Linked DNA regions of Homo sapiens: region 2 is linked to region 1. A link is an interaction called in ENCODE POLR2A ChIA-PET data of the cell type or tissue named here. Cell type or tissue: OCI-LY7. All regions are shown on one strand. Links, peaks and the distances in the headings refer to the core of each region. The heading gives the core; the rest is flanking DNA.

What was found. ChIA-PET counts read pairs that join two places held together with the same protein. Peaks named below come from ENCODE experiments on the same cell type or tissue, not always from the same donor. Only the 100,000 strongest peaks of a DNase experiment are listed, where the experiment ranks them.
Region 2: POLR2A ChIA-PET joins it to region 1 with 17 read pairs; 4 of 35 experiments call an interaction of 5 or more read pairs at or near these places.

Annotation. Positions count from the first base shown.
Region 1 is chr3:138,523,250-138,539,978 of GRCh38, reverse strand. It overlaps CEP70 (centrosomal protein 70), which reads left to right. Exons shown (of 18, transcript NM_024491.4): 7 at 2,632-2,801; 8 at 7,409-7,465; 9 at 10,517-10,604; 10 at 10,692-10,780; 11 at 14,415-14,489. Among named protein-coding and RNA genes, the nearest start is that of CEP70, 63 kb to the left of the region's middle. In OCI-LY7, for the core only: no CTCF peak of the experiment used is centred there; DNase peaks (open chromatin) are centred at 8,478 and 9,318; H3K4me3 peaks cover 1,182 bases; H3K27ac peaks cover 2,299 bases.
Region 2 is chr3:138,461,801-138,478,529 of GRCh38, reverse strand. It overlaps ESYT3 (extended synaptotagmin 3), which reads right to left. Exons shown (of 23, transcript NM_031913.5): 8 at 16,324-16,444; 9 at 14,015-14,185; 10 at 13,109-13,191; 11 at 10,921-10,969; 12 at 10,336-10,425; 13 at 9,813-9,875; 14 at 9,649-9,711; 15 at 9,026-9,094; 16 at 8,384-8,470; 17 at 7,504-7,653; 18 at 5,671-6,167; 19 at 4,896-4,994; 20 at 4,178-4,309; 21 at 2,202-2,307; 2 more. The coding sequence ends at 1,676. Among named protein-coding and RNA genes, the nearest start is that of ESYT3, 36 kb to the right of the region's middle. In OCI-LY7, for the core only: no CTCF peak of the experiment used is centred there; no DNase peak of the experiment used is centred there.

The DNA.
Region 1 (16,729 bases), core at 4,019-12,018:
ATTAGATCTCATTTGTCAATTTTTGCTTCTGTTGCAATTGCTTTTGGTGTCTTTGTCATGAAATCTTTACTCATTCCTATGTCCAGTATGGTATTGCCTAGGTGGGAATTTATTATATGCCTTGGGGTAGGCTTATTTGAATTGAATCTGTTTGGTGATCTCTGACCTTCCTGTTCATGGATGTTTATATCTTTGTGTAAATTTGGATACTTTTCTGTTACTATTTCTTTGAATAAGTTTTCTACCCCTTGCTCTTTCTCAACTCCTTCTTGAAGGCCAATGATTCTTAGATTTGCTCTTTTGAGGTAATTTTCTATATTTTGTAGGTATTCTTTTTTCTTTTTTCTTCTCTGTTTATATTCAAGTAGCCTGTCTTCAGGCTCACTGATTCTTTCCTCTGCTTGATCCAGTCTGCTATTAAAAGCCTCTAATGCATTTTTCAGTTCAGGGAATGTATTTCTCAGTCCCAGGATTTCTGTTTGTTTTTTTAAAAGTTATTATTTCAATACCTTTTTAAAATTTCACTGATAGATTTCTGAATTGATTCCCTGTGTTATATTGGAGTTCACTGAGTTTTTGAATCCTGGGCAGACAGGGATTAGGAAGAAGCAATGATTAAGGAATATAGAGATATAACATGAAAATTCTTTAACAATGATAAAAAGGGCTGGGCATGGTGGCTCACACCTGTAATCCCAGCACTTTCGGAGGCCAAGGCAGGAGGATCACTTGAGGTCAGACCAGCCTGCCCAACATGGTGAAACCTTGTCTCTACTAAAAATACAAAAACTATCCAGGTGTGATGGTACGCAACTATCCAGGTGTGATGGTAATCCTAGCAACTCGGGTGAGGCAGGAGAATCACTTGAACCCAGGACGTGGAAGTTGCAGTAAGCTGAGATCATGCCACTGTACTCCAGCCTGGGCGACAGTGAGACTCTGTCTCAAACAAACAAACGAAAACAATGATAAAAGAGATTTAACATCACTGAAAGTTGTAAGGAAGTAAACCCTAAACCTCCACCCCTCCATTAAAGCAATGATTATAAGACTATACTTTGAACAATTATATGACAACAGATTAGCTAACCTAGATGAAATGGACATATTTCTAGCAACACAGAAATTGCCAAAACTGGCTCAAGAAGAAGTAAAAAACTTTAGTAGATGTGTAACAATGGATTATGTCAATAATCAAAACCTCTGAACAAATAAAGGCCCAGAACCAGATGACTTAAAAAAAAAGAAAAAGAATAAGGATTCTTGATCTGAAGAATCTCACCACACTGTCTCGTTAGGGTCAGTCACTGGCTCCTTTTTCCATCTGTGGGGGTCATGGTTCTTTGTTAGCTGTTGTTTCTTGTGGACATATATCTATGTCTTCTCATTGAAGGATTAGTTATTTCAGTTTTCACTGTCTGGCTTGTTTGGGTTTTTCTTGGATATGTTTACATAGAGGTTCTTTACAATTCACCTGTTGAATTTCCTTTATGCTAGGTCACTGCTTCCTTCTTGGTACTAGATGGTGGCTCATGTCCAGGTTTGCTACAGCTCTGGCAAGCATTCAGAGTGCTGATGGTACTAGGTTGGGGAGATCCCAAATGGGATACCCCAGCTGTGTGGAAAAGCTGGCTAGGGTTTCATACCCAGCGAACCTGTAGAGTGTACCTCCTACAGTGTGGTGCTGCTGAACAGCCACTCTGATTTAGCATCTTCTTTGGCTGAGATACCAAGCAGATTTTGCAGGCTGGGGTTGCTGCTATTCCCACCTTCCATCTTTGTCTTTGGTTGCTCTCAGTTTTTCTTGCTATAGACACTTGTGATGCTTTCTGTGGGTTGAGGCAGGAACAGTTCTCCTGCAAGGAACCCAAGATAGTGGGGAAGTTGGTCTTGATCTCACTTTTTCCAGTGTAGAAACTGAGTCTGGGGAAAATTTTCCACAGGCAATTCCTTGCAGATTAGGGGAGAGGCATCACAGTTACAGAAGTCCGATTCTCTTACCATCTGCTTGAAATTTTTTCACTTCTTTGTGGTCCCGGGGATTGTCCCATCCTCAGATTTGAGTTCTGGGATATTGCTGGTAATAATCTTGGCATTGGATATTGGTTTTTGGTTTTCTGTTGGGGGAAGTGAAGCCAGATTGCTTCAACTTTGCCATTTTGGTGATGTCTTTCTCCCTGATTATTTCTTGATGATAATTTCCTGGTTATGGACTTACTGTGAGTTTGCAGTCACCCACATTGCATGAATGCCTAAGTTGACTACACCATTTGCAATCCCCAATTAATATTGATTCTTTCCTGATTATTGTTTTAATGTAAACTTAAACATAAAATTATACCAGTTTTATGGAAATTCTTGAGTTCCTTTACTTGGTAAGAAATGTCTTGAATGCACGCAATTATGAACTGTAGTTTCCCCATTTTATAGCTATTTGACTTATATTTTTTCAGGTTTATGATATATTAATGTTCCTGGAGCTTATACTCATTTAAAAACAGCCTCAATACTGAAGTTCTTGAATGAAACAGCTCAGTAGAAACTATGAAGATGCCTTTGTGTACAATACTGTTAGGATAGCATGTCCTAGATGTACATATCATAATCATGTTTTTAAAAAATATCTTATAGGTGAAGTGCCAGCATTATAAGAAAAAACGAACGGAGCAAGAAGAAACTATTGCTTCTTTGCAAATGGAAGTCTGTAGATTAAAAAAGGAGGAAGAAGATCGCATTGTCACTCAAAACAGAGTGTTTGCCTATCTGTGCAAAAGAGTTCCTCATACCGTCTTGGATAGACAGTAATTTTGCTACATAAATTGATATGTAGCTAGATTCATTGTTGTGTTTGTTTGTTTGTTTTACCTGATATTATCTTGGGGGTGGTTATAACTCTTATAAACTAGAAAAGCCTCTCTCTCCTCCTCTTCTGCATTGTTTTTCCCTGCTCATCCTGTTCTTTTTTTTTTTTTTTTTTGTTCTAGAGGTCCTTTGAAGAATGGAATTGAACATTTACTAAAAATAACACTAAACTTTTAAATAAATTCATAATTAATCAGACATTTCTCAAAATAACTGATCCTTTTAGTGAAGAATACTATTGAGAGATCGCTGTATGGGTTTTGGGGTTGCTTAGTTTTATTATGTTATTGATTTTAGGAGTTTTTAGTGGAAAGAACCAGGGACTATATATTTTGGAGGGAAAAAAAAATCATCATTGATTTTTTTTTTTAACCTAGCTGAAGTTAAGATAGTATTTTTATTTAAATTCTGATTTTACATTTGTAACTGTTGTCTTTCCTACTGAAAATCATTCTTAAGAACAATATTATAATTATTTGCTATATCCTATAATACATAAAAATAGTTTCAAAATAATAAAACTAGAATTACTAACAATAAGCCTACTGAATGAGATTTAAATTTCTGGGCAGCTTTCTTTGATATTAATATATTCCACTATGTATGCAGTCAAGATGTATATTTCTAAAATATCTTGAAATACTTGTTTCTCTGTGTGTTTGCGTCACCAAATTATAATGCAGTTAGGTTTGTTTCAATTTCTTTTCAATTTTCAGGGATTGCTTTTTAAATTTTTACTTTTGAATGTGTAAACATTTATGTAATTGCAAAATCAAAACTATTCATTATTTATATTCAGAGAAGTTGTGTTTTCATTCCTGTCCCCTTTATTCTATCCTATCCTTACCTCCCCTATAGGTAATTGATTTTAAATGTTTAGAGTTATTTTTAGCAATATAAGTAGTATGGATATTATATACATATTCTCTCTTATGTACTAGCACCTTCTTTTTTTCTCTTAACAGTTTAAACTGATTGCATTTTAAGCGGTATTATATGTTTACCTAGTAGGACTGGAAATCTTGAATAATTAGATGTTTCTATTTTACAATAAAAATAAATGAGGTCAGATATAAAGTAAAAACAAGTTAAAACTATAGATTTTTTGATAATTATTTGAGAGATAATGCACATATATACACATATATAATTTTCATCCTCTTGAAGGAAAAGTAACGACAAACACATAAAAAAACATAAAAATGTTAGTGAGAGGTGTGAATAAATAGAAAAGGGAGGCTAGGTAAGAAAAATAGGAGAGGTAAGGAAGAACAAAAAGGAGAGAGGTGAGGGAGAGAGAACTACAGTGGGAAGAAGAAGAGAGAAATTGGAAGGGAAGAATGAAAAAACAAAAAACAGTTAAGATGACTGGGTAAGAGGGTGAGAGAAGCACTGAGAGAACTTGCAATGTACCAGATGAAGTCAGGCTAATTCAGGTATGAATTTGTCCAGTGGGCCAGAGATTTTCCACTGTTTGATTTTTGTCAATGCAAACTTTCAGTTTGAGACACTGAAATGAAAAATTGTGAATTAAACCTATTGGAAATACATGAGTTGTAGCCACTACAGATATTATTAAAAGTTACACGGGTACTGGGCTAAGTAATAGGGCACACACAGATGAGGAAAGCCATGATTCCTGCATTCAGTGACCTGGTAGTCTAGTTGGGTAGATAGACATATATGCATGTAAGTAAAATATAAAGCAGATAGTGGTATGTACTATAAGGTGGGGCAGATAGGATACTAAGTGGGTGTGACATAGGGAGAAATTAGTGAAAGGTAAGAATGACTACATAGGCTTCATGAATGAGTTATCTTTTTAGCTGGACTACTAGGAACTATAGAATATTAATAGGAAGAGGTGAGAGAAAGGATGTTTCAATTAGAGAAATATGATAACAGGAAAAGTGAATGTGTTTGGGACGTCAAGAGTCCAAGAGGTCTGGAACATAGGATACATGAGATTCTGGGAAGAGTCTTAAGAGACAATATGACAATATGGAAAGTGTGCTGTAACTTTGAGAGACTTAAATTGGCCGAAGAGTTTGAGTTCTACTTTCTGTGTGGCAGGGAACATACCCAAAGATTCCTGAGCAAGGAGATTAAACCCAGAGACAGAAAGACAAGTTAGGAATCGGTTGTAGTAGTAGAGGGCTAATGAAGGTCTTAACTAGGACCAAAAAAAAGGGAGAGACACTGCAAAGATGGATAGGAGTTGTCCAGACGAATTGGCTATAGATGTTGAAAGGAGTGGAGGAGTCAAAGATGGCCAGTTTTTAAACTACATTTGAAGGAACGGGGAAGAAACCGATGAATTCATTTATGGATATATACTTAGGCACCTTCAGTCATCCAAGTAGACATATCAGGCCTGTTGTTAAAAGGGCCAAACTCCAGAGAACTTCCAAAGTCCATATAGAGAAAGAAGAGGCAGAAGAGGAATTGTGTTTGGGTATCATGATAACCAAGGAACAAAAGTGTTTCAAGGAGAGGGTGATCGGCAGTGTTGCATGCTTCCTCATTGGTTAACTTGTTTACTTTCCCACTATTTTATTTGCTCAGAATTCCCAGTACTTAACATGTAATAAGTCCTCCCTAAAACTTTATTGAAGATAATTGGTTACAATCACTCAGAATGAATGAAGTTTTTTTATGAAGGAAAATATTAGAAATAGAATCATAGCATAAGGGGGAAGTAGGTCAAGAGGATTTGTGCAGGATATAAAGATTAAAGCATATTTTCAGGATAATGTGAAAGCTGGTATATGTTAAGATGCGGAAGGCTTGAAGAGAAAAAGAGTAATTGGGGAAGGGTTGAAGAGAAAAAGAGTAATCTAGAAAGTTGTGACATTAAGAGCACAATTGGCTGAATTAGTTCTGAAGAGGGGGATGGGTTGGTAATATTTTCCCAAGATAGGAGGGAAACAGTATATTGTTCGTTTAAAAAGAATAACACATGAAAGCATAGTATTATTTTGTTTTTCTCTCATTTTTTAAATCACAAAAGCAATAAATGTTTATAAAAATTCAGGCCGGGCGCAGTGGCTTACGCCTGTAATCCCAGCACTTTGGGAGGCCGAGGCGGGCGGATCACGAGGTCAGGAGATCGAGACCATCCTGGCTAACACGGTGAAACCCCGTCTCTACTAAAAATACAAAAAATTAGCTGGGCGTGGTGGCAGGCGCCTGTAGTCCCAGCTACTCGGGAGGCTGAGGCAGGAGAATGGGGTGAACCTGGAAGGTGGAGCTTACAGTGAGCCAGGATGACGCCACTGCACTCCAGCCTGGGCGACAGCATGACTCCATCTCAAAAAACAAACAAACAAAAAAAAACAAAAAATAAAAATTCAAACAATATGAAAGTGTATATGGTAAAATGTAACAAATCTGCTTGCTTTCCTAATCCCCACATCCCAGAAATAACCTCCTCTCCTAACAATTTGGTGTGTGTCCTTCCTACTGTTTCTCAAAATGAGTGCTGTTGGCATTTTGAGTGAGACAGTTCTTCTTTGTGTATTGTTGTGTTGTTCACCGATGAATTTTTAGCATTCTGCCCCCTCTCCAACTAGTCAATATGGCAACATTGCCCCTTCATACACCCGCTAGCTTACAATATTATTCTCTGGTTAAGAACCCACAGAGTTCTTTTTCAGTATATATACATATTCACATCTAACTTTTTTCTTTTCTTTTTAGACAAAAGTAAAAAATATACATTTGATTATGCAACATTAATTTTTTCCATCATCATTCCTTGTTAAGGACATACAAAGTTACATTATTTTTTCTACTTCTCCATTATTTTCTTTTTCTTTCTTTTTTTTTTTTCTTTTTGAGATGGAGTCTTGCTCTGTCACCAGGCTGTAGTGCAGTGGTGCGCTCTTGACTCACTGCAAGCTCCGCCTCCCGGGTTCAAGTGATTCTCCTGCCTCAGCCTCCCGAGTAGCTGGGACTACAGGCACTCGCCACGACGCCCAGCTAATTTTTTGTATTTTTAGTAGAGATGGGGTTTCACCATGTTGGCCAGGATAGTCTCGAACTGCTGACCTTGTGATCCGCCTGCCTTGGCCTCCCAAAGTGCTGGGATTACAGGCTTGAGCCACTGCACCCAGCCCATTATTTTCTGTAGTATGGATGTGCCATTATTTATTTAACCTTTCTCCTGATGGAGAGTTAAATTATTTCTGGCTTTTCACTCTTAAATAATGGTGCAGTGAACAACTTTGTTCATATTGAGTTGCATCCTTTGACTTATTTCTGTGGGAGATATTGCTAGAGGTAGAATTGTTGGGACAAGGAGGATATGCATTTAATATGTTGAGATATAATGTTTATAGTTATTTTTAAATCTATACTTTGAAATTAATATAACATATGACTTAGTATAGTATTTGCTTTTTGGTAAGAATCACTTAAATTTTTTAAAGCCTGCCAGATAATCTGTACTTACTTTTACACTGTAATTTGAAATTATGTGGTGAAACTAGTAGATGCTGTAATACCATACCGCATTTTGAAAATAATTCAATATTCTGTTTTCTAGGTTGCTTTGTCTAATTGATTACTATGAATCTAAAATTAGAAAAATTCATACACAAAGGTACGAGTAATCCTGTATTACAGTTTTTAAAGGTTTTAATCCAGTATTCACACCAGAAGTTTCTGTAGCTTTTGAAACTTTAATATACTATGGAAATCCACCTAATATGTCACTGTGAAGTTCTTTTTTATAAAGAACTTGAAGACTGTATTTTACAACTTAAGTCAAGATGTATTGTTGTATTTATGTTAAATTATGTATACTTAATTATCACCAAAGTATTGGTCATAGCAGAAATGGTATTTCCCTTTATTTTCTTGAAGTATTATAATTTTTTCTACTGATATGATCTAGCCCCTGGGTAGTTACCAAGTATATCCGCAAAGTGCATAGAATTAGATTGGCTGCCTATCAAAGTGTAACCTAATTAGTATGCAGATTTATGTGAGATAAAGATAAAATGTCAGTGAAAAATCAAGCTTATAGATTAAAACACACTTATCACCTGATTAAATAAGCATAGAGATAAATGGTCTTTGGCTAAACTAAAATAGCTGAAGGATATCTAAGATATAATCTAAAATGCTTTAATGTAAGGTCACTAAAACAGTAGCTAATCTTTTTATTATTTATAGATGGAACAGTTCTTTTAACAAATATTTATTTGAGCACCTATTTTGTACCATGTTCTAAGTAATTAGGATCCCATAATAAAGCAGATAAATTCTTCACTTTTATGAAGCGTATGCTCTAGTATTCTTGCCCCAAGAATAGTGACTTTCCAAAATCTTGGAGAGAATAATGGCAGAGCTCTGTGGGTTGCTGGTTGCTGATTATCTGTAGTACTGTGGGGACTCCAAAAAAAAAAAAAAAAAGGAAAAGAAGAAGGAAGGAAGGGAAGAAGAGAGCAACTAATTAAAAAGCAACTTCTTGCTTTATGTTCTTTTCAGAAAGCAGCATTTTATCAAGTAGCTTCAGGGACCTTCTGACTTCCAAATGAAACTGTCGTTTAGATGGTGGAGATTCTACAAAGATAGGACAACTACTCAACTCGGCTGTTGTAGCACAAAATCAGCCACAGATAATATGTAAATGAATTGGCACAGGTGTGTTCCAATAAAAATAGTTACAAAACCAACAGCCTGCTGAATATAGCCTGCAGACAGCAGTTTGCTGACCCCTGATCTAGATGATGAAGAGGGGATTTGGGGTTTTTAGTAAGAGTAGAAAAGATTTAACATAACATATCCATCAGGAAATCTTTTGTGTAGAATATGATGTGAGAGGTACTTGTAGAGTTCTGCAAACGGGGTTCTCTGACTAAAGATGATAAAAAGGATTGAGGCCATTGGAGTGGTGGTATTGAATTTAGTTGTCATGAATTTGTAATGAAAATCTGGGGCTGAGGAATGAGTGACTTGGAAAAGAATCACTTTTTAACTTAAAAAGCTTTTCATCAATTGTCTAGCTGAAGTAAAGTATTTTGGCCTATACAAATTATCCTTGGGTCAGATATTTGGATTGGATGTCTTATTGAGGGAAGTGGAGGATAGGAAGAAAATAGGAGATACATTAATAAATAATATTCTACAAATGAGAAAATTTGCAGCAATAAAAAGAGTCTCTCTCCTAAGGAGGGAGTTTTTCGGGATTCATTGACTGAGTGGAGTTTATATTATAAACTCAGTCTCCTTTCTAAGAGTAAGTACTAACTTGAAAGTGAGATTCTGGCAATTTCAGGATAGATTTTGAGATCTACAAATAGGATATAGGTATCATCTAAAGAAGTAGGAGTACTGTAACAGGAGGATGTAACAATTCATTGACAAGTATTACATTAGTAAAGAAGATGAAAGAGAAGACGGGGGAAGCCAGGCCAAGATTTGGAGGCCTAAGTAGGATAAACAGGAAGCAGAGGAGAAGAGCTGTGACCCTGTAGAACTGAAGCAGCAAGACCAAAGGAAGAAGACAGGTGGGACATGGGCCTCTCGCAGTGGCAAAAGCTTCTCTGCTTGTCCATTTTTTTAAGGCCAGTGTTGTCCGAAGTTTTTTGTTGTTGTTGTTGTTTTTATCATCAGACTATATGCACATGTGTAAAATAAACACATTGGGAATAAATCATTTGAACTGAATCAATCCATTGATACTTACTAGACTGGTGATATGTTTATGTGTAATACTAGAAATCATGCATGTACCCAGTGCACACTAGGCTACAATAGTAATACTTTATGTGATACAATAGTTAAAGTGAAATGTAGTCCTAAACAATAAAGTTGTGTTTAACAGAAAAGTATTTTATACTACTTCAATTTTTAAATTTAAGATTTAATGAAATTAAAAGTTTAGTTCCTTGGTGGCATTACCCGTATTTCAAGTGTTAAGCGGTAACCACTAGCTCATGTAGCTATTGGTTACCATATAGGACATCACAGTGATAGTTAATCAAGATTGCTAAAAATAATCATACTTATTTGCTAGCACTTTGCATTTCACAGAGTCCTTCAGTATCTTTCATTTGCTTTTTACACCAGTCCTGTAAAGTAGATGTGACAGATACTATTTTACAGATGAGAAAATAAATTCTGAGAGATTGACTTATTCAAATAATACAACTAGTTAGTGGTGTTATCAAGGCTTGAACCAAGACTATTAAATCTGTTGCTTTTTCCACTTATGATCTACATTTTCTTCATATAGGTTTTTTGGTGACCTAAATGTACTAGAAGGAAAAAATAGTATGTGGAGAATGCATTTTTTAAAAGAACATGGATGTTCCACCTATGTTTCGTTTGTTTATTCAGCAGTGCTTTTTCACCTCCTCTTATATTCCATACTTTTTCTAGGCAGTGAGATACAGTGGTGAATAAGACAAAGTTCTGGTCCTCATGGATCATATATTCTAAGTAAAAAGAGAGTAAATGGATACTGTATGTACTATAATATTAGATAGTAGTAGTGTTCTAATACCATTCTCTATGAGAACAAGTAGGAAATGTGGATTAATTTTAATTCATGTTTAGATTATTAAACCCTCATTACATTGGTTTAATTAGTTTTTTTCTTTGAAGATAGATTTTTCATAAGTATACTGCATACATATTTTCATAGGCAATATAAAGAAGATGAAAGTCAGTCAGAAGAAGAAAACGACTACAGAAATCTGGATGCCTCACCAACTTATAAAGGCCTTTTAATGGTATGGGGACTGCATAACTAATAAATACTTTTTAATAAACTAAGTAATCTAAGAAAGTTAATTATTTTTCTATGAAATGTGTTGCAGTCATTACAGAATCAACTCAAGGAATCAAAATCTAAGATTGATGCACTTTCAAGTGAAAAGCTGAACCTCCAAAAAGATTTGGAAACCAGGTGAGAGAAACTTAATTTTTTTTTTTTTTTTCCTGAGACAGGGTCTCACTCTGTCACTCAGGCCAAGTGCAGTGGTGTGATCACGTCTCACCGCAGCCTTGACCTCCAGGGCTCAAGCAATCTTTCCACTTCAGCCTCTTAAGTAGCTGGGGCTATAGGTGCAAGCCACCACACCCAGCTAATTTTAAAAATTATTTATTTTTAACTGAGACAGAGTCTTACTCTGTCACCCAGGCTGGAGTGCAGTGGCGCGATCTCAGCTCACTGCAACCTCTGTCTCCCAGGTTCAAGCGATTCTTCTGCCTCAGCCTCCCGAGTAGCTGGGATTACAGGTGCACACCACGACGGCTGGCTATTTTGTGTATTTTTAGTAGGATGAGGTTTTGCCATGTTTGTCAGGCTGGTCTCAGACTTCTGACCTCAAGTGATCCTTTCTCCTTGGCCTCCCCAAAGTGCTGGGATTACAGGTATGAGCCACCATCCTCAGCCTCTAATTTTTTAATTTTTTGTTTGGTAGAGATGGGGTCTCCTTGTGTTGCCTAGGCTGGTCTTGAACTCCTAGGCCCAGTGCCAGAATTCCCAAAGTACTGGAATTACAGGCATGAGCCACTGCATCCGGCCAATTTTTCTTCATCCTTTGAAAAGTAAACATACTGGAATTTGGAATATTAAATGCACCATTCTAGCTCCTTTGCTCTAAAGCTAATCATGAGTACATAATATTCTTATACTCACTTTAGTCAGTTCTTTCCCGTGATAACTTATGAAAGGAACAAGAGCACATGGGTAGGCAAGGGAAATGAGAAAATAGGAGTCCACAGTGAAGAAGACAAAACTAGCTAAGAACTTCAAATAAGCTGGGCATAGTGGCTTTCACCTGTAATCTCAGCACTTCAGGAGGCTGAGGCAGGTGGATTGCTTGAGGCAGGAATTCGAGACCAGCATGGGCAACATGGCAAAACCCCTTCTCTACAAAAAATATAAAAATTAGCTGGGTGTGGTGGTCTGTGGCTGTAGTCCCAGCTACTCCGAAGACTGAGGTGGAAGGATCACTTGACCCCAGGAAGTCAGGGCTGCAGTGAGCCATGATTGTGTCACTGTACTCCAGCCTGTGTGACAGAGCGAGACCCTGTGTCAAAAAAAAAAAAAAAAACTTCAAATAGATTCAGTCTTTTTTTTTTTTTTGCTTTTAAAAAATAGCTTTATTGAGTTACAATTGATGTACAGTACACTGCATATATGTAAGGTACACAATTTATTGAATTTTGATATGTGTATACACCTATGAAACAGTTATAATCCAGATAATCACCCTAACAATCACAGTCAAGATAATCGCCTTGGAGGCTAGGTGCAGTGGCTCATACCTATAATACCAGCACTTTGGGAAGCCCAGGTAGGAGGATTGTTTGAGGCCAGGAGTTCGAGACCAGCCTGAGCAACATGTGAGACCTCATCTCTACAAATAATTTTAGCCCATTGAGATTTTTTTTTTTTTTTTTTTGAGACGGAGTCTTGCTCTGTCGCCCAGGCTGGAGTGCTGTGGCACGATGTTGGGTCACTGCAGCCTCTGCCTCCCGGGCTCAAGTGATTTCTTCTGCCTCAGCCTCCCGAGTAGCTGGGACTACAGGCGCCCATCACCACGCCCGGCTAATTTTTTGTATTTTTAGTAGAGATGGGGTTTCACCATGTTAGCCAGGATGGTCTCGATCTCCTGACCTCGTGATCCGCCCGCCTCGGCCTCCCAAAGTGTTAATTACAAGCGTGAGCCACCGTGCCCGGCCTACAAATAATTTTAAAAATTAGCCAGGCCTGCGCAAGGATGACACGCAAATTCATGAAGCGTTCCATATTAAAAAAAAAAAAAAATTAGCCAGGCATGGTAGCGTACTCCTGCAGTCCCAGCTACTAAGGAGGCTGAGGTGAGATCACTTGAGCCCAGGAGGTCAAGGCTGCAGTGAGCTGTGATCACACCACCACACTCCAACCTGGGCAACAGAGACTCTGTCTCTTAAAACAAAACAAAACAAAAAACTCTAAAAGTTATCTCTTGCCCCTTTTGTAATCCCTCCTGCCCCTCTTTGCCTTTCCCTGAGACAACCACTGATTTGCTTTCAATCATTATACGTTAGTTTATATTTCCTAGACTTCTTATAAGTGGAGCTATACAATATTTACTCTTTTTTTGTCTATCGTCTTTCACTCAGCATGATTATTATCTTAAATTTTTATTTTAATTGCTAATTGACAAATTACAGCTGTATATATTTATGAGGCACAAAGTGATGTTACGATTCATGATTATAATGCAGAATAATTAAATCAAGCTAATTAACATATCCATCATCTAATACCTTTTGTGGTTGAAAACATTTGAAATTTACTCTTATTGATTTTGAAATGTATAATACATTAATATTTACTATATTAGATTCAGTCTTTTGCCAGCGGAGTTCTCATTCTCAAATTATACTGGAATGCCTTGTTATTCTTATTCCTGTGCTGTGGGATGAGAAGAAAAGTAAAATTTATAATGGCACACAACAGAAAGATATATCCAGCATAGCTACAAAAGGATGACACTCTCTATGTTGACAGTAATAAAGAATGAACATTGTTGAGCCTTTTTTCATTCAACAAATATTTGAATACCTATAGTAAGTTAGACACTGTCCCAAACTCTGGGGTGAACAAGGGACCAAAACAAATTTCCTGTTCTCAATAAGCTTATATTTAATGGCTGGGCGTGGTGGCTCACACCTGTAATCCCAGCACTTTAGGAGGCCGAAGCAGGCCTCCTGAGGTCAAGAGTTTGAGAACCAGCCTGGCCAACTTGGTGAAACCCTGTCTTTACCAAAAAAAATACAAAAATCAGCCCGGTGTGGTGGTACGCATCGGTAGTCCCAGCTATTCAAGAGGCCAAGGTGAGAGAATAGCTTGAACCTGGGAGGTGGAGGTTGCAGTAAGCTGAACTTGTGCCACTGCACTCCAGCCTAGGTGACAGTGTGAGACCCTTTCTCAAAAAAAACAAAAAACAACAAGAAAAAACTTATACCTTAATGGAGAGAAGGACCTGATACCTAGCATAAGCCATTTATATAAAATGTGAAAACCTTGAACACAATAATATGTAAATTTATGATTATATAAATATGTAGTAAAAATTTAAAAACATACATGGGAATAATGAACAATGAATTGAGGATAGTGGTTCTCTATGGTATGGGAAGGAGAAGAATGACATTAATGAGGGAATTTTAAGTATATGTATAAAGTTTGAGTTAAGATTTGAATCAAATCTGTTAATATTCAAATTTGATAAAGCTAGGTGGTGGATACACCAGGATTTGTTATAATGTTCTCTGTTTTTGTCTGTATACTTGAAATATTTCACTATAAAAACAAGTAACAGATTAGCAGCAAAAAACGACTAAAAGGCTTTGAATAAGGGATTACAGAGAAGAAGAAATCTAAATGGCCAGTAAACTCCAAATTAGCAGTCATGAAATATTTTCAGAAGCTTAATAAGTATATTTGTGACAAGTAACAAAGTTTTGTATGTCGTTAATATTTAAGTACCTTTATGCTTTTATTCAGTAAATTGAATTAATTTATCATTATTTATTTTCCACAGGCCTACGCAGCATGAATTAAGACTTTATAAACAGCAGGTGAAGAAGCTGGAAAAAGCCCTTAAGAAAAACGTCAAGTAATTATATTTTTACCAAAATTGCCTCTTTTATTAGGATTTTTTATTTTATTTATTTATTTTTATTTTTATTTTTATTTTATTATACTTTAAGGGTACATCTGCACAACGTGCAGGTTAGTTACATATGTATACATGTGCCATGTTGGTGTGCTACACCCAGTAACTCGTCATTTAACATTAGGTATATCTCCTAATGCTATCCCTCCCCACTCCCCCCACCCCATAACAGGCCCCAGTGTATGGTGTTCCCCTTCCTGTGTCCATGTGTTCTCATTGTTCAACTCCCACCTATGAGTGAGAACATGCGGTGTTTGGTTTTTTGTCCTTGCGATAGTTTGCTGAGAATGATGGTTTCCAGCTTCATCCATGTCCCTACAAAGGACATGAACTCATCATTTTTTATGGCTGCATAGTATTCCATGGTGTATATGTGCCACATTTTCTTAATCCAGTCTATCATTGTTGGACATTTGGGTTGGTTCTAAGTCTTTGCTATTGTGAATAGTGCCACAATAAACATACGTGTGCATGTGCCTTTATAGCAGCATGATTTATTATCCTTTGGGTATATACCCAGTAATGGGATGGCTGGGTCAAATGGTATTTCTAGTTCTAGAACCTTGAGGAATCACCACACTGTCTTCCACAATGGTTGAACTAGTTTACAGTTCCACCAACAGTGTAAAAGTGTTCCTATTTCTCCACATCCTCTCCAGCACCTGTTGTTTCCTGACTTTTTAATGATCGCCATTCTAACTGGTGTGAGATGGTATCTCATTGTGGTTTTGATTTGCATTTCTCTGATGGCCAGTGATGATGAGCATTTTTTCACGTGTCTTTTGGCTGCATAAATGTCTTCTTTTGAGAAGTGTCTGTTCATATCCTTTGCCCACTTGTTGATGGGGTTGTTTGGTTTTTTTCTTGTAAATTTGTTTGAGTTCATTGTAGATTCTGGATATTAGCCCTTTGTCAGATGAGTAGATTGCAAAAATTTTCTCCCATTCTGTAGGTCGCCTGTTCACTCTGTTCACTCTGATTCACTCTGTTCATTCTGTTCACTCTGATGGTAGTTTCTTTTGCTGTGCAGAAGCTCTTTAGTTTAATTAGATCCCATTTGTCAATTTTAGCTTTTGTTGCCATTGCTTTTGGTGTTTTAGACATGAAGTCCTTGCCCATGCCTATGTCCTGAATGGTATTGCCTAGGTTTTCTTCTAGGGTTTTTATGGTTTTAGGTCTAACATGTAAGTCTTTAATCCATCTTGAATTAATTTTTGTATAAGGTGTAAGGAAGGAATCCAGTTTCAGCTTTCTACATATGGCTAGCCAGTTTTCCCAGCACCATTTATTAAATAGGGAATCCTTTCCCCATTTCTTGTTTTTGTCAGGTTTGTCAAAGATCAGATGGTTGTTGATATGTGGCATTATTTCTGAGGGCTCTGTTCTGTTCCATTGTTCTATGTATCTGTTTTGGTACCAGTACCATGCTGTTTTGGTTACTGTAGCCTTGTAGTATAGTTTGAAGTCAGGTAGCATGATGCCTTCAGCTTTGTTCTTTTGGCTTAGGATTGACTTGGCAATGCGGGCTCTTTTTTGGTTCCATATGAACTTTAAAGTAGATTTTTCCAATTCTGTGAAGAAAGTCAGTGGTAGCTTGATGGGGATGGCATTGAATCTATAAATTACCTTGGGTAGTATGGCCATTTTCACGATATTGATTCTTCCTACCCATGAGCATGGAACGTTCTTCCATTTGTTTGTATCCTCTTTTATTTCATTGAGCAGTGGTTGGTAGTTCTCCTTGAAGAGGTCCTTCACGTTCCTTGTAAGTGGGATTCCTGGGTTTTTTATCTCTTTGAAGCAATTGTGAATGGGAGTTCACTCATGATTTGGCTCTCTGTTTGTCTGTTATTGGTGTATAAGAATGCTTGTGATTTTTGCACATTGATTTTGTATCCTGAGACTTTGCTGAAGTTGCCTATCAGCTTAAGGAGATTTTGGGCTGAGACAATGGGGTTTTCTAGATATACAATCATGTCATCTGCAAACAGGGACAATTTGACTTCCTCTTTTCCTAATTGAATACCCTTTATTTCCTTCTCCTGCCTGATTGCCCTGGCCAGAACTTCCAATACTATGTTGAATAGGAGTGGTGAGAGAGGGCATCCCTGTCTTGTGCCAGGTTTCAAAGGGAATGCTTCCAGTTTTTGCCCATTCAGTATGATATTGGCTGTGGGTTT
Region 2 (16,729 bases), core at 3,068-11,067, 60 kb after region 1:
TGCTAATGTTTCGATGTACATATGATACATTCCCTTATTTCTCTGGTGCTTCTCCATTTTCAAGGCACTTGTCTATTTAGGGGGCAATTAGAATGCCATCATAAGGTAGACAGGGTAGGCATCAATGCTCCATTTTATTATGAGAATTTGCCATTTAAAATAGAAACCTCAGCAGAAACGAATTTCACCATGCATCTTCTATGTACTTAACACGGTCTTGGATGGTGAGGGTGAAAAACAATTCAAGTAGCTTGAATTGTTCCCTACTGTTCAACTGGAGAATAAACAAAATTAAATACCAAATACAATATAAGTAGCTGCTTAGCATGTAACCTTAGCAGATGCCTAATCAACATTTCTTAAAACTTAGTGTTATAAAGGCTGGGAACTATTAAAATGGAAAATACTCAGTATCAACAGTAAATGCTACAGGCGGTAGGAAGAGTCCATTTCACTATGGATTGACTGACTTACTTAATAGAGGAAATAGGTTTGAGACATGACTTGAGTCAGCAGAGCATAGTATTTGGACTACTCTGGAATAGAACATCTGCATGTGAATCAGATGGCAGGAAACTGGAATAAGAGTAACATGACAAAACTTTGTTCTCGAATGTTGCCCTGCTTCAGAAAAGTGGCAGTGAAGGCAGAGGCAGAGACAGAAAACTGACGGCAGGTAGTGTTGGTGTTGGTAAGAGAGAAGAGGAGGTCCAGGAATGTTGGAGGGGATGAGAAGTATATTTGGTCTTGTAAAGTCTGAAATGTAAAAGAGGCGCTTGTTTAAGCATATAATTTAATACTTTGCTTTTAACATGTTATTTAGGTGAACCAACCATCTCTTTAGAAAAGTTGAATAGCCTAAACTTATCTGAAAGCTTCCTTTTCTCTGATGGTGACACTCTTCAGCAGTCTCCAGTGCTTTGCTATGAGAGTCAGACATAGACCTGGGCTTGGAACTTGGTTTGCATTTTCCTATGGAAATAATGCTACACGCTGGAGTTTGGCCCTTAGACTACACAAGAGTATTTAACTCAAGGTATTTAAGTATATCAGTATAACATTTTTGCCAGTAGGGAAATACATTTTTAGCTCCAGGTCAAATAAAAGAACAAATATCCAGGCATACAAGTACCACAGGTGGCAGCCAGAAGGGCTTTGGCAGTGTTAGCTCTTGGCAGTTTTGAGTTGGGTCACTTTCTATTTCCATAAAAAAGTGACTTCCCTTTGGCCAGTCACTGCCCAGGAATGCTGGTAGTGGCTCCAGAAACAGACCTCCCCCAGCCCCTATGCCAGAGGCAGGACACTTTCTGGTACATACATTCAGGTAAGTCCTAAATCAGATGGTATATAATTACCTACTAAAAAGTGGCACTTGTTTAAGTATATAAACACTGAGGTTTGGATAATTTAGTAGGCACAAATATAACATTTCTTTCTGGACTTGAACAAAAAAATCCAACCAAAAAAAGTAGTTCTTGCTTTTAAATAACCTCTTCCTTATGCTATTCAGTCATGGAGTTAAATTCCACACAAGAATTGTATGTATATAATTTCAAGTGGTTGTTCTGATTTAAATGACAAAATATACATATATTGGATGTAAGTGATCCAAAGGAAAAAATATATACATATATATACATTTTAATATAAAGGTGAGTGATAAGAATTCTCATCATCAGCTTCTGGGCTGTCCATTTGGAGTCAGCTCATACCTGTAAGACAGTTACGTTTGGACTTAACGTTAGTAATGACAGTGTGTTGTGGTAACAGGACAAACTGCCTAGTCCTGCCTGCCTGGGCCTCTGTAAGACCAGCAGAACCTGTCTCTCTGTAAGTTGGCCAGCCAGGGTTCAGGGTTAAGGCTAGAGTTTACAGGTGTCTTTTAGGGTATCAGTGAGATCTGCAGGCAGTAAAGCCTTAAATAAAGGTGTTCATCTCCCTCCCTTCTTGATAACCAAAGGAGCTGAAACAGTACTGAAAAGGGAAAACTGTCTTGAATAGCAGGATAACAGTGATAAAATGAAAGGGCACACTTACCATTGTGAAAAGCCCTTAATCAGATCTTCTTTTGATAAGTCAATCAGTACCTAAATAATCACAAATAATTAGTTCCCCTCCAAAACACTGCATTAAGGAAAGAAATTGGGATAAGGCGAATTGATCATAATCTCCTTGGTATATCAAATATCTCTTGTACTTACTTTTCCTAACTCCTTTCTTCTGTGTGAGCCAAGTGGCCTACTATTTTTCACTGCAACATCTAGTGACCTCTTCTTTACTTCTTCCATGGGAACAAAAAATTCAAATCTTTAGGAAGCAAAAAGGAAGTGAGAATTATGCATTTCATTCAGTTTTCTTGAAAATCTAAAGTGCTTCATCCATTTCCCTACTAAAACAGAAAGGTACAGACTATTAGGAGCACCTAGAGCAGGACTGGCTCATAACTACTCACGATGTATCATTATTACAAATAATCACTGTCCAGTGTTGTTCACAAAATCCAGAAGTATTAAGAGGCTGTTTGCCTAGAAGTGCCTCAGACTGCTGTGGCTTAGTTTGCATCTATCTTTCTCCAATTCTACCTTTGCTACCACTCTTCTTTTTGAGACGGAGTTTCGCTCTGTCGCCCAGGCTGGAGTGCAATGGCGCGATCTTGGCTCACCGCAACCTCTGCCTCCTGGGTTCAATCAATTCTGCCTCAGCCTCCCGAGTAGCTGGGATTACAGGCATGCACCACCACACCTGGCTAATTTTTTGTGTTTTTAGTAGAGACAGGGTTTCACCATGTTGGTCAGGCTGGTCTCAAACTCCCGACCTCAGATAATCTGCCTGCCGCAGCCTCCCAAAGTGCTGGGATTACAGGCGTGAGCCACCACACCTGCCCCTGGCTACCACTCTTTTAGCTGGCCCTCCTCACCCTGAACAGTACCTATTCACAGGACCACCTCAACCCCCTTCTCAGTTTTTTTCTTACCAGCTAAGGGCTAGAACACTGAGCAGTTAGGTTTGCTACAGTTGCATGGAAAACAGTGGCCACCTCCTATGGAGTAAGGCAGAGGAAACCTCTTACTTTTAGGTTTATTTTTAGGGTGGAGGCTGCCAACTCTGCCTTCCAGATAGTCCAGGCTTATCTTGCTGTCATACTTTTGAGAATTAGTAACAGATTTAGGTTTGTCACAAAAGTCAAAGTCAAATGTTAAACCTCTTCCCTCATATATTCCCACATAATTTTTTTTAATCCCTTAGCCACGTAGTAGCTACCACACCACAATTTTGACATCTTTTTATAATTATGTCAGAGCTCCCTTTGAAGGCAAAATCTCTTACTTGTGTGGCTCTAGAGTATAGGATGCTGCCTGGCATAAAGCATTCAGTAAATGTTGAATGAATAGTCTCTCTTCCTCATACCCTTTTCTTGATACTGATGAACTCAAAGTGTAGCTCTTGAAGGAACATAATAGTTCTTAGATATGGCCCAAAGAGGACTCAGTGTAACCCTTTTTAAAAAAGTTATTGGCCAGGAAAATTATGAGATGTAATATTTTCCTAAGCTGGCTAGAAATGTCTTTTTAGAACCCTGAAGCAGAAGGTACACGCTGATGAGATTCAGACTTCTAAGAATAAAAATATTTGGGATGAGACTTGCCACCACTGGCCCATCAAAAGCAATTAATGTGATTAGAGTCACCCTTGTCCCCAAGGACATAGGTGGACAAGCCTTTGTGGAGAAGGGGAGGGTATCTCCTCTACCCATCACCTATGTTTTGTTGCAGGAGGGAAGACAGGCCAAAGAGCTTCAAGCTTTAGAGGAAACTTTAGGTCCTCAGGCTCAAGGAATGTTTAACTGCTGGAATTAAAACAGATCAAAAAAATATTTGAACATTCAAATCTTTTTACTACCAGAGAGACTTCATTTAAACAGAAAGAGTAGGGAACATTCCATATTCAGGAACACTTTAGCCTCTATGAGCAGTAAATGTAGGTGGCCATTTTGATAAACTTCTCTGGCACTCCATTTTCCCCACTAACGTACAGAAGCTTCATGAAGTCATAGACTATGTTGTCTTGTTCAGCCATAGCCCCTTCCAGCATCTGGCAGGCTGCCAGGCAACATAACAGGTACTTGGAAAATACTTGAATGGGTGAGGCACTCTAGGCAGGCCACCAGCCCACTTACGTCTCATCAAACAGGGGTTCCAAGGTCTTCCGCTTCACTGAAGTCTTCTTACGACATGCCCACTTCCTTTCTGGCAACAAGTAGACACGGACGTAGGGATCAGCTCCACTGCTGGTACATGGTGTTAGGTTTCTGATTTGGTGTCAAAGACATTAGGAAAAAAAAAAAAGGGCCCTGGTTTTCAAACACTGAACATTTGAGAGTTTCAGTGTTTGAGAGTTTCAAACACTTCAAACATTTGAGAGAAGGCTATATTAGCCATTCAGCATTAGATACGCTTAAGGATAAAAATGCTCAGTGGTCCTGATGATCAAAAGTAATAGCCTGTAGAATTTAGAGGACAAAATATCAGATGAATGTTTTTGATAACACGCATCTTTATAATGCTTGGAGTAGAGCAAGTACTTTCCTTCTAAGGGAAGTTTGAGATTCTCACTTGGAAAATGTACTGGCTACCAGCCACTCCAGACAGTCTTGCAGTGGTTGCGTCTGAGCAAAGCCCTTGGCTCTTGAGCCCATCAGCATCACTGAAGAATGATGGCCAAAGTGCCCCTTTGAGGACTTGATTACAGTGTTCAGGCCTTCAAATCTCATTTTTCCCCCAAAGTGTTATTTATCTTGGGACTATGTGCCCTTTTCATTGCTCTGAGTGTCCCTACTCTGATTTATGGTCACCTGATGCTCCCAAAGGACCTCCCTGGCCCTAGAATCCCTTTACCTGCAGCCATTGATTAGCACGCTGAGGCAGCGCCGCAGACACACATAGCGCACTGTGAGCTGAATCTCACCCAGCTGCCGTCGCCTGAGGTCCCCACCTCTGTAAAGAAAGAGCCCATCACTTCTCTCGCCATAACAAGCATTGGCCCTCTTCCGCCACCCCCAAAGACAAAGAAGCATTCCTGCTTGAGGAGTATAGAGCCATGTAGGATAATAATTCACAGTGAGTTTACTTTCAGATGGAATTCAGTTCCATCCAGCATTCATGTATAATTATCCTACTTCATAGTAGGAAGAACGGGAACCCTGAAGTGGAATCTGCCTTTGTATCATGATTCCTTTTGGGACCTTGGATGAATTTATTAAACTTTTATGATAGTTCCATCTTGTAGGGTTATTGTGAAGGTTGAATTAAATCAGGTAACATGCTAAGCCCATAGTAAACCCTTCATAAATGACAGCCATTTATTACATAATTCTACATATTAAGCTTTCCATGTCATCCCAGTATAACTCAATGGTTCTGCTGGAAGGGACCTTACCAACCAGAGTCCAGCATCTATTTTATAGTCAGTACGCAGCTAGAGCCATAAACAGCCTGTTTGGCTCTCTCTCCCTTGTCCTGTGTTCTTTCTACCACACCATGCTGCCTCTTAGGAAGATATTTTGTGAAAAAACAACTTGCACAGAAATGTAAGTTCATATCTACTTTTCCATCCAGCGAGGTATTTTTCATACAGGCGATTTTAGAAAAGATTAAGCAGAGAGGTGCATACTCAATGTTGAGGCTGATATCTGCCAGGTCAAAGCAAGAAGAGGCCAAGGAGTTGAGCGAGGACATGCTGGGAGCCAGCCTCTTGGGCGGCCATGCGAATGGGGAGGCAGGGCATTTCATGGGTCTGGGTGACTTGATGGGCCCTGGAGAGTGGGGACCTGGGACAGTCAGGAAGATGGTGGCTGGACTCTTCTTCTCCCCGATGGGCTCACAGAACCTTTTGGCACTGTCCTTGCCTTTAGGCTCTGGGCCTGTCTCTTGGGATGTGGGCTCAGTGGCAACGGTGGTAGCACTGGTGGTGGTTGTGGTACTCCTGGATACGTCCTTAGTATCAGAAGCAGGGTCTGGGGGACATGGCAAATCTGTAGGGCCTTCTTCCTGAGGTTGGGCTTTGGGACCCTGGTTGGTAGCCACTTTCTTGATGAGCAGAGGGCCTTTCTTTAGGGCTTCAGGTCCTGTGTATGGGCTCCCCAGCTCTCGTTCCTCCACTTGCAGGAACTGCAAGCAGATAAGAGGGTGGCTTATGAGCTGAGTCACCACTTCCACAACCTCAGCCATTGTTTCCCGTTCCCCCTTTCCCCTCAGTTGTGAATTATAAAGACCCTTCCTAGGGAACTTCCATTTCCAGTAATACATATGGTGTTCCAAATATTCTGAAAAACTTGTTAGAAATGCCAAATAAAATGAAGCAAACATCCTTTGAAATGCATAGCCAAATTCACAAGAAAATAAGGATAATTCTGTTAAAAAAAGAAAAAATCTGAAAAATAAGTTAAGCTTTCCTAGGGTTGTATATCAACCTTGGAATTCAGGGAGTTAGAAGAGGCTGTGAGGCTAGGAGCTGAAGGGAAGACCCATGAAGGTGGGATCTCTTTAGTTAAAAAAGTAGTTTAGGATAAAAATTATTCGGCCTACCAGCAAAGACTGATGACAAGAACATGTGTTTGCCACAGCCTGTACTCTGGTTGAGGGGATAAAGTCTTTCCTAATAACATGGCACCTCATAGGCCTGTCCTCATATGAATTTTGAGTATAAATATGAGCTACCTATGGGATCTTGAAACCCAAAGTTAAGAAATATACACAAAAATGGACTCAAGTTTGTAATGCACCTGAGGTACTGAGCTGCAGCAAAAGCAGAAGCTCCTTGGAAGAGAACAACCTCGATCCAGGTCATAAAGGAACACTGAACATATGTTTGCAATCCAAGTTATAAAACAGAAATGAGTCACCATCAAAAAGCATCAACAGACAAAACAAACATCAAAATTTAACTCCCAAGATCTTCAAATAATAGAACATACATATTAATACATTGTAACATATTTTCAAATGACCAAAGATGGAATATAAACATGAGAAGATAATAAAATTCTATGAGAAAATACCAAATAGATTTGGAAAAGATAAAAATAGAAATGAAAAACCACCATTGAAAAAACTATGAACAGGTTAAACAGCAAACTAGGCATAGCCAAAGAATTAGTGGCCTGGAAGATAGCTCTTGAGAGAATTAGAATGTACCACCATGAATACAGAGAAGGGAAATATTTAGTTGAGGTCAAGAGACATGGAGGATAGATGAGAAGGTACATTATAGAAAATTCTAGAGAGAGGAATTTAAGAAGAATGGAGGAGAGGCAATATTTGAAGAGCCTGTATCTCTTTGAATATTGACTTGCTCCCATTCAGTATTTCAAAATTGATGAAAAACATGAATCCATCTCCTGGCTTCTTCCAGGCACACAGCAGGTGCTTAGTGCTGGGGCAGTACACCTTGCTCCATTGCCAGAGCTCTATTCCTCCCCTCCCCCAGGGGACCGGAGAGATTTACCCGAAGCACCAGCCTCATGGAGATGAGGCTGTCCAGGCCTGAGTGGTCCAGCTGAAAGCGCTGCTCAAGAGTGAGGTCAGCATAGGGGAGGATCTGGCACAGGGGGACCTCCAGCATTCCCAGAGCACACTCCTGGTCATCATCAAGCACCTGGGCAGTGGTCCAGTCACAAAACAAGAGGATAACCAAGCCCCACCACTCCACTACTAGTATCTGAGCCCCAGCCAAGTTTGGGTTTACTTCAGTCTGTACTGTGCTTCTATGGGCATCTGGTCCTATTCTGAAAACTAGAATGGGATCAGGCCAGACCTGGTCCTTGTCTTCTGTCAGGGAAGATAGTGACTCAGAGTAGAGGCAATTATGATCTGTATGAGCTAGTCTGTCAAATGCCCAGAGCCAGGGGGCTTTGGGGACTGATGAGCTGTGCTGCTCTCCAGGCAGGGCTCAGGGCCCTAAAAGATCCCAGCTCCACCACTTGTTGGTCATGAGATCTTGGACAAGACATTGTTTTTGCCTCTCTTTGCTTACTCTACAGATCTTTTGTGAAGATTAAATGAAACATATATTTTTTAAAGTACACCATTATTAATGTCCTGTGTAGATAGGCTGCTCTGGGTACTGTGTAGCAAATATAAAGACCCTTTTGCAGGGAAAGTCAAGGGACTTGAGGATTTATCCTCCCACATCCCCCTATACAGTGACCTCAGGCACTAGCCTTAAGGAGATGAGGCCTTGTGGGGCCTCAGTGTCCTCTCTTACATACAAGGGGCTGACTTTAAACGCTGCCAGGAGAACCTGCTCAAGGTGCACTTCAAGCTTCCCAGCCCGCCTGGCTTAAAAACCTCTTAACTCTGTTTCAAGAGCCCTTCTTCCATCAAACCTTCAGATGGAGCCGCTCAGTGGCCACATTGTGCACAAAGAAGGAGAACACCTGGCTCCACACAGGGTCCTTGTTGTGGGGACAGGTCTGGGAACAGAAGAGGGAGAGATCATTGAAGGGTTAGGTTGGGCAGAGCTGGATACCGGCACCCTCTGCTATCACTCTGGCCACCAGGTACCATTGGGAACCTTACCTATATGCCCTGGGATCAGACCCAAACACGCTACAGCTAGTGGGAGGCACTAGGACGGGACAACACTCAAAGGCAGGGAGTGGTTTGCCAGGAATTTTTACGGGGGAGCTGAAAATCATATTGGCCTTAGAGCTCACTTCAGGAGAGGAGAGGCCAACAGGATTTCTGCTGCTGGACTGAGAAAATTCATGATTGGTGGAAAGGACATGGGCTTCAGAACCATGCCCAAGCTTGAACCCTAGTTCTGTGTCCTTGGTCAAGTCATTTATCTCTGATCCTCAGATTCTTGAATTATAAAACTATTTTGTGAGGTTATTCTGAAGACTAAATAACATCAAGTGCCTACTAGGCATTCACCATAAGTTAATTCCCCTCCCTTTTGCCTCTCTCCCTGAGAAGGGCTGGGTCCTTGTTTCCTTACCCCAGGGCTACACACCAAGCTGTCTTACCTTACTTGTATGTGTCTTCTTGCCTACAGATAGTTTGACATAGGAAGAAGGGTCTTTGCTGACCTTGTTCTGTGAGGAATCAAATCCATAACAGTGAAGGTGGCATAGTCAATATCAGCTTGAGACAGTCCTACCCCCAACCCCCAGGAGCATCTGGGGGAACTGGGGCCACCCAGTTACTTCTCTTTGAGAGAAAGCTACTCTAATGCCCCAGTCCCCCTGGGCTGTCATTACTGTGCGAGCCCCAGGACAGGACCAACCCCAGAAAGCAGTTCCAAGTTAAAAGACCAGAAGCCAGAGCTGGGCCTGGCCAGGCACAGGCTCTCGTTCCCTGGGGCTATGAAAACAGTGTGGAATCTGGCTCCTCCTCTTAGCTGTGTGACCCAGAAAATGGTAATAAAAATGAATGACACAGTCATCATGAGACTCAGGGATAACAAATGTGGGGGATGAGTTGCCAAGCCTAGTGCCTGGCACACAGTAGACTCCACAATCAGCACCTCTTGTTATCCCCAGGCTGTGTGTGCACAGACTGTGGCCCAGAAGACATGGGGTTGTGGTTACTCTGGGGAGAGAAGCTGTGATTTGCCCTCCCTGGAGTTTTTAGCCACATACTCACTCACTCTGGCAAACCTGGAGAGTTTTTTGGCTCGATATTCACCATTCAGGTAGTCAAAAGGGTTTCTCTGCAGCACAGGAATAACGGGGTTAAAGCAACACAGGACAATTTGAAAGTGATGGGCACTTTGTTGCGTTTGTGTGACACTCTGGACATGTCGCCACTCACCGGCAAGTTGCAGGCACTCTCCAAGAAGACCACGAGAATGGCAGTGGAAAGGCCACCATGGTCCTGCAAACAGACACAGACCCTCACTGGGTACTCCCAGCAGCAGGACACAAAGACTGATTTTGGAGAAGCCTACTCATGGCAGAAGAAAGCCAGCTAGCCTTCACACTCCAGACTAGCTGCCGGAGGACCTCTCACAACCTAGCATTTTGTTGAGGTTAAGACTATAACTGGTGCATGACAGATTCAAGTTAGACACTGAGTGGATTTCCCTATGAACTGGGAGGACAGGCATTGACACAGAGTTCTAAGGACCCCATCATCTAAAGATGATGGAGATGCTCAGAGGACATTTGCTGAGAGCTATCAGGAGCTGCCCTGTGTGGAGACGGGCTGAGTGACATGTTCTTCAGGAGGTGAGCAAGAAGGGGGCATCATCTCCCACCCTTCCTCCACCTGCACACACCTGGCACGTGTGCTCCTCCACCTTTCTGCAAGGGAGCCCTTGACACCCCACACTCACCTCAGTCAGAACTTCTTGGTCAGTAAGCAATGAAAGCCACTCCAGCCGCAGGTGCAGCCGCCCGCTGGTTGTGTCATTCAGGACAAACCACTGTGGGGTAGGGGCAGAAAGCTCAGGGAAAAGGGCCAGGGAGATGCTACTGATGCTCTCTGGGCAGCCCAGTCCTGAGACCTGGCATCCTAGTAGGGACAGGGAAACCTGTCCTAGTATGGGAAAAGGTGGACCAGCCCAGACAGGGTATGCTCTGGGCTCAGAGGGACTGGGAGATGTGGTTATAGGAAGACAGAAGTGCTACACTGTGGGATTAAAAAAAACCCAGGCCCAGCCTGCCCTCCCCTATAATGTGACTGTCCCCTGCTGGGGTCCTTAATCTGTGGGTATTTCCCAGGGAAACTTCTTCCAGCTGGGGCCCTGGAGAATACCCTGGAGCCATCTGTGCCTCACCCAGCTCTTGCCCTGAGGATGGAGCCTAGCACAGAGGGGGACCACAGCATAGGAATAGCTGGGCTGAAGCAAGCTGCTGGAGCTGTCCACAGGAAAGGGCTACCTTGAAACTCCCCCGAGGGTTGCAAGCACCAACTGTACCTCATCCACCACTCTGTTGGTCATGACATCTCCAAGGCAGATCTGCAGGCTGGAATATACAGGGAGAGGGGATTGGGTCAGCTCAGAGGAAGAAAGCAGCAGAGGGCATGGAGGCCCACACTGGACTCTGTTTTCAGATATCTGAGTGCGGCCATTAAGACAGAGGATCTTACCCCAAGGAACCAATGGGAGACCACCATCAGCTCGAGTGAAGGAAAGACTAACTACCATCAGGGCTGCTCCCACTGGGTGTGCTACTTGGGGAGGAAGGGGGCTCCCATCCCCACAGGGGACAAGCAGAGGCTGCTGGACACATCACCTCTGGATTTCTCAGTGACAGTGCGACTAGCATTTTGGGTGGGATGATTCTTCATTGTGCAAAACTACCCATGCATTGCAGAAATTTGGCCTCCTGGTCCTGTACCCTTTAAATGCCAGAAGAACCACCTCTCACAGTCATGTCAATAACCCCAAATGCCCCTTCATTTCCAAATCTACCCCAGGTGCCCTACAAGGGAAAGTATAGTTGGCATGTGATGTAGTTTGGATGTCTGTCCCCTCCAAATCTCATGTTGAAATGTGATCCCCATACGTTAAAGGTGGGCGGGGCCTAGTGAGAGGTGTTTGGGTCATGGGGGCAGATCCCTCATGAATGGCTTGGTGCCCTCCCCACAGTAATGAGCTCATGCAAGATCTGGTTGTTAAAAAGAAGCGGGGACATCCTCACTCCTGTTGCTCCCTTCTCTCTTGCCATGTGACATACCTGATCCCTCTTCACCTTCTGCCCTGAGTAAATGCTGGCACTATGCTTCATGTACAGCCTGCAGAACCATGAGCCAGAAAACTCTCTTTTCTTTATAAATTACCTGGCCTCTGGTATCCTTTATAGCAATAAAATATGGACTAACACAGCATGTGTGTGTGAGAGGAGGTAACACCCACACCTCAGCTTGCCCCTAACTCACCCTGAGCCAAGCCCAACCAGAAGGTCCTGACAGCCAGAGGGGAAAATGTAATTCTATATAACTGTAAGAAACATGCTTAAGCTCAAAACACACCTGAAATCAGTTACTAATACATAAAGCATGACCCACAAGCCACACTTCTAATCTGCAACATTACAAAAATTGCAACTGTTTTCATTAAGATAAAAATAAAAAATGATAAGCAACATCTGGTGGTGAATCTATGTGTATTAACATCCAGGCTAATAATACACATAGATTCTGCTTGTTTCTGAAACTGTCAGATTGTGCCCCCTCCCAGTTTGTTTTGTTTCTACTTTTCAAAATTACATGATCTTGGAAACAAGCTAAACAACACAGCAATCTGAAGATTTGGGTAAACCTGCCTTTTCTGCTTCCTCATCTGAGATAAGCGGTGTTAACAGCCTGCCTTTCTCTGCTAACATGAACACATGCAAAAATACGCATTCAAGGTTCCTCTCCCAGATGATGACTCAAATGACATGTTATGCCCAGCTGCTCTCCCCCACTTCATAATGGGTGTCCTCCAGGTTAATACACAGAGATTCCACTTGTTTTTCAGAGCTGCAGAATATTCTGTAGTTTGGCAATGGAAAATGTATTCAAACATTCAGCCAGTGTTCTCTGAGGTTAGATATTCATTTAGGGGATGGGGGTGTTCTTTTTCTTCTATGGATAGTTCTGCAATAAACATTTCAGATACTAGGGCTTTTATTTTATAGGAGATCCTGGAAGTGGGACTGCTGGACCAAAATACATGTAAGTTTTAAATTTTGATAGCCAGCCCCACCCTGATCATTTTAGTCCTCTCATACCCCTGAAGGGCTGGGTTCTACCCCCTAGAGCATGGCCCAGGGTTCCTTGGGACTGAGCATCTGGCCATCCATGCCAGCCTTGTCTACTACTCCAAATGGGGACTTGGTATATTATCAGGAAGACAGAAAGCAAAGCCGTAATATACAAATCTTGGGGTCCTCTCTGTACCCCCCAGGGCCTAGGTCAGGGCTGGGCACTTGGGAGACATCTGGGAAGGTTTGTGGTAGGAATGTAGAATGGTGAGGCAGGTTGCCTGGCACAGTCACTATGTCAGGGTGACCACAGCGGGTTGCTAGTCATTAAGTGGTAGGAGCAGGGTATCTAGCCCAGCACCCCGCAGGGAGGGAAGGCTGCCTCCAGGCCCAGCTGTGCGCCCTCCTCCTCACCTGCCCAGGAAGTCATCCCTGTCGGTATCCTCATCATACAGGTCTACCTCCAGGTCCTGTCCAGGGACTTCGTACACCATGAACTGGAAGGAAAAAGAGGTGTCTTGACCTGCAGGCAACAGTCGACCTGACATATGACCCAAAGGGAGCCAAATCATGGCTCAGAACGCTAGCAGGTTCCTGACCCCCTCAGTGCCTCAAGAACCCCACCCATAAGAAGGGAGTGAAGCCCCTCCCCTTCGGGGGGAAGAGAAGATTAGAGAAAACATGTGCAAGCCATGGCAGAGCAGGTGCCCAGGGGACAGTGGCTGTTTGTTCTGCATGGGCCATGCGGTGTCCTGAGCACCTGTTCGTTACATTCTCCTGGCCCCTCCGTGAGTCTACAATATCAGGAAGCCCCAAGCTGCCTTTTAGCACCCCTGCTTTCACTGCCTCACCCCAAACGTAACAGAGCATCCAGATGGTATATTGAGAGGAGAAGTTGAGAGGGGTCACCTAAGATGTGGCTCCTGGAGCGTGTAATCTGGGGGGCTTAACAGGCTGTGGGTCCCACCCTTCAAATAGTAGGGATTGTGGTTGAACTTAAGGAATAACTTCAGGCTCCTGATGTTTGGCTCTGACAGGGGAAGCTGAGAAGAGTGGAGCAGAAATGCCTCTAAGGCTCTTTCTCTTTGATTTGTTAACTTCTAACAAAGTTGGAAGGGGAAAGGAGGTAGGAATTTGCCTTCAGGCTGGCCCTTTAGTCGGGCCAGAGTAACCCAGTCTGGAAGCCTGGTAGATACAGGAGCAGGAATTCCACAGACCTGCCTGTCTCCAAGGCCCACTCCCTGCCTAGTGTTGCCCCTGGATTGCCTCTGCCCAGCATGACTCAGAGTGAAGGCTAGAAGCAGCCAAGGAGACCCTTACCTCAAACACTTCGTTCCAGGTGGGGTTCAGGTTCCTGTAGATGGTCCTACTCCGGAAATGCTGTAGGCCGATGCTCACCTTGGCGTAGGGATCTGACTTGCCTCGGAGCCCCAGAAAGTTGTCCTTCTGGGCCAGCTGCTCTGCCTCCAGCAAGTGCACTCTGATCACCCCCTGGAAAATGTCCAAGCCCAGGGCTCACAGCTGCTTCCTGGGGCCTCCAAGTCCTGGAGTATCAGAGCTAAAACCATCAGAGATCACTGCTGCCCCCATATTGCCCCCTCCACGGTCTGGACCAGGAGATAGAAGCCAGATACGGCAGTGACCTGGCCAAGGCCACACAGCAAGTGATGGCAGGGCTCTCTCCATCAGTATGCCCTGCCCACAGCCCTGGCCTCCACACTCCCTGCCTCCAAACTGCCACATGAATGGCTTATTCAACTGCAGCTATCTGTCTCCCTCCTGTGCCAACAATCATGACACCTAAGGAAGCTTCCTCCTTTACTCCAGACCCCTCTGTTGTGTGTCCTACATGTAGACTCCAACAAGGGAGTCCTAGCATCCCTTCTCCTGGCCCCTGTGGGCACTGCCAGCTGCTGACAGTAGGTACCTGCACTCCTAAAGGCCCCAACACTGAGCCTCATCCCCACCACATTCTGGACTGTACTACAGGGCAGACCCCCTCCCTACACTTGCATGAATAGATGTTTAAAAGGAAATGAAAGAGATATAACTCTGTTAATAAAGACTGGAGCACAGGAATTAGGAAAGGCATAGTTCATGGGTTTTGAGATATATCTCCTTCCTAGAATTTTTTTAACATTAGTAAATACACATGCATTTACTCTTTGACCCAGAAATCCCATTTCTAGGAATCTATCCCAAGGGCATACTAGCAAAAATATAAAAAGACATGTATGCAAGGCTATTCATTACACTACTATTTGTAATAGTGAAAGACCCAACACAACATAATGGTCCATCAATAGGAACTGTGTTGAATAAACTTCAGTACATTCCCATAGTGAAGTACTTTGGAGCTCTTAAAAAGAATGTGGAAGATCTCTAATCTACACTGTCATAGCATGATCCTCATGACATACTCAGTGTTAAAAGCACACTGGGGGCCAGGCACAGTGCTCACGCCTGTAATTCCAGCACTTTGGGAGGCCAAAGTGGGTGGATCACCTGAGGTCAGAAGTTCGAGACCAGCCTCGCCAACATGGTGAAACCCGGTCTCTACTAAAAATACAAAAATTAGCCAGGCTTGGTGGTGTGCCCCTGTAGTCCCAGCTACTCAGAAGGCTGAGGCTGGAGAATCACTTGAACCTAGGAGACAGAGGTTGCAGTAAGCCAAGATCACGCCACTGCATTTCAGCCTGGGCCACAGAGCAAGACTCCCCGCCACCACCTCCCTTCACACCCACCGCCCAAAAAAAAGCATGCTGGGGAAAACTCTACTATGCTGCCATCTATCGAAGAAAGGGGGAATTTGAATATAAGCAAATATGTGTCATACGACCATATATATGTATTTGTTCATATTAAGTAACAAAGGACAGGTGTGGTGGCTCATGCCTGTAATCCCAGCACTTTGGGAGGCTGAGGCGGGCAGATCACTTGAGCCCAGGAGTTTGAGACCAGCCTGGCCAACGTGGCAAAACTCTGTCTCTACAAAAAATACAAAAATTAGCCAGGCGTGGTAGTGCACGCCTGTAGTCCCAGCTACTCGGAAAGCTGAGGTAGGAGGATTGCTTGAGCCCAGGAGGTGGAGGCTGCAGTGAGCTGTGATTGTGCCACTGCACTCCAGCCTGGCTAGGCAACAGAGCAAGACCCAATCAATCAATAAAATGGAAGGATAAACCATGACTTATAAGTGAAGGGTGGGGAGTAGGTGGAGGGAACAAGGGATAGAAGCCAGACTCCTTAAAATGTAATTTGTTTTTTAATTGGACTTTGGAAATGTACAACTACTTTACATAATTGTAAAAGGAAGTTAAGGTATAAAACCCTAAAAATGGAGACCAGAATGAAACAAGTCAATGTAAATATTCATGGTCAGTTGTCACAAACAGAGGAAATATTCCAAGTAAGTTTAGAATGCAGTAAATTTGACACTACCTCCCAAGTGGGATACACCCCAAGGACAAAATGTCTTTAGTAATTATGACGTGGGCGATGGTGTTTGTACCATTTTTCTGGGACTGTCAAGCATTAGTGTGAAATAAAGCCAATGCACCACATGTGAAGGCTGAGAGGATATTTGCGCTGCCTCCCAGCAGGCTGGTCTGTGGCTAGTACTGGGTACTCACACAGGGCAGAGGGAAGCGCAGGTTGGTCAGATCCAGCCCCTTCTTCACAGGCACAGTCACACGGTTGGGCAGCACCAGGTGGGTGGCAATGAGGTCCTCCAGTAAGCTGTCTGACACATCACTGGACACAAGGCAGGACCAGCTGTGGAGGGGTGGCACTGCCTCCCCCATGCCACCTGCCACTCCATCCCTAGCAGGAACCAGGAGCCCAGATTGGTAGGGTGGGCCCCACCTAGAGAACAGCCCTGACCCCACTTGCCTGGGTAGGGGTGGGTGTGCCTATACATCGTGACAGCCCCTGACATTCTATCTCAACAGCAGTCCTCCCACCTACACGTCCCCAACTCCCTCTGCCTCCAGGCTACTTTGTTCTTGGAGGTCACACAGCACAGTGGCTAAGAGCAAG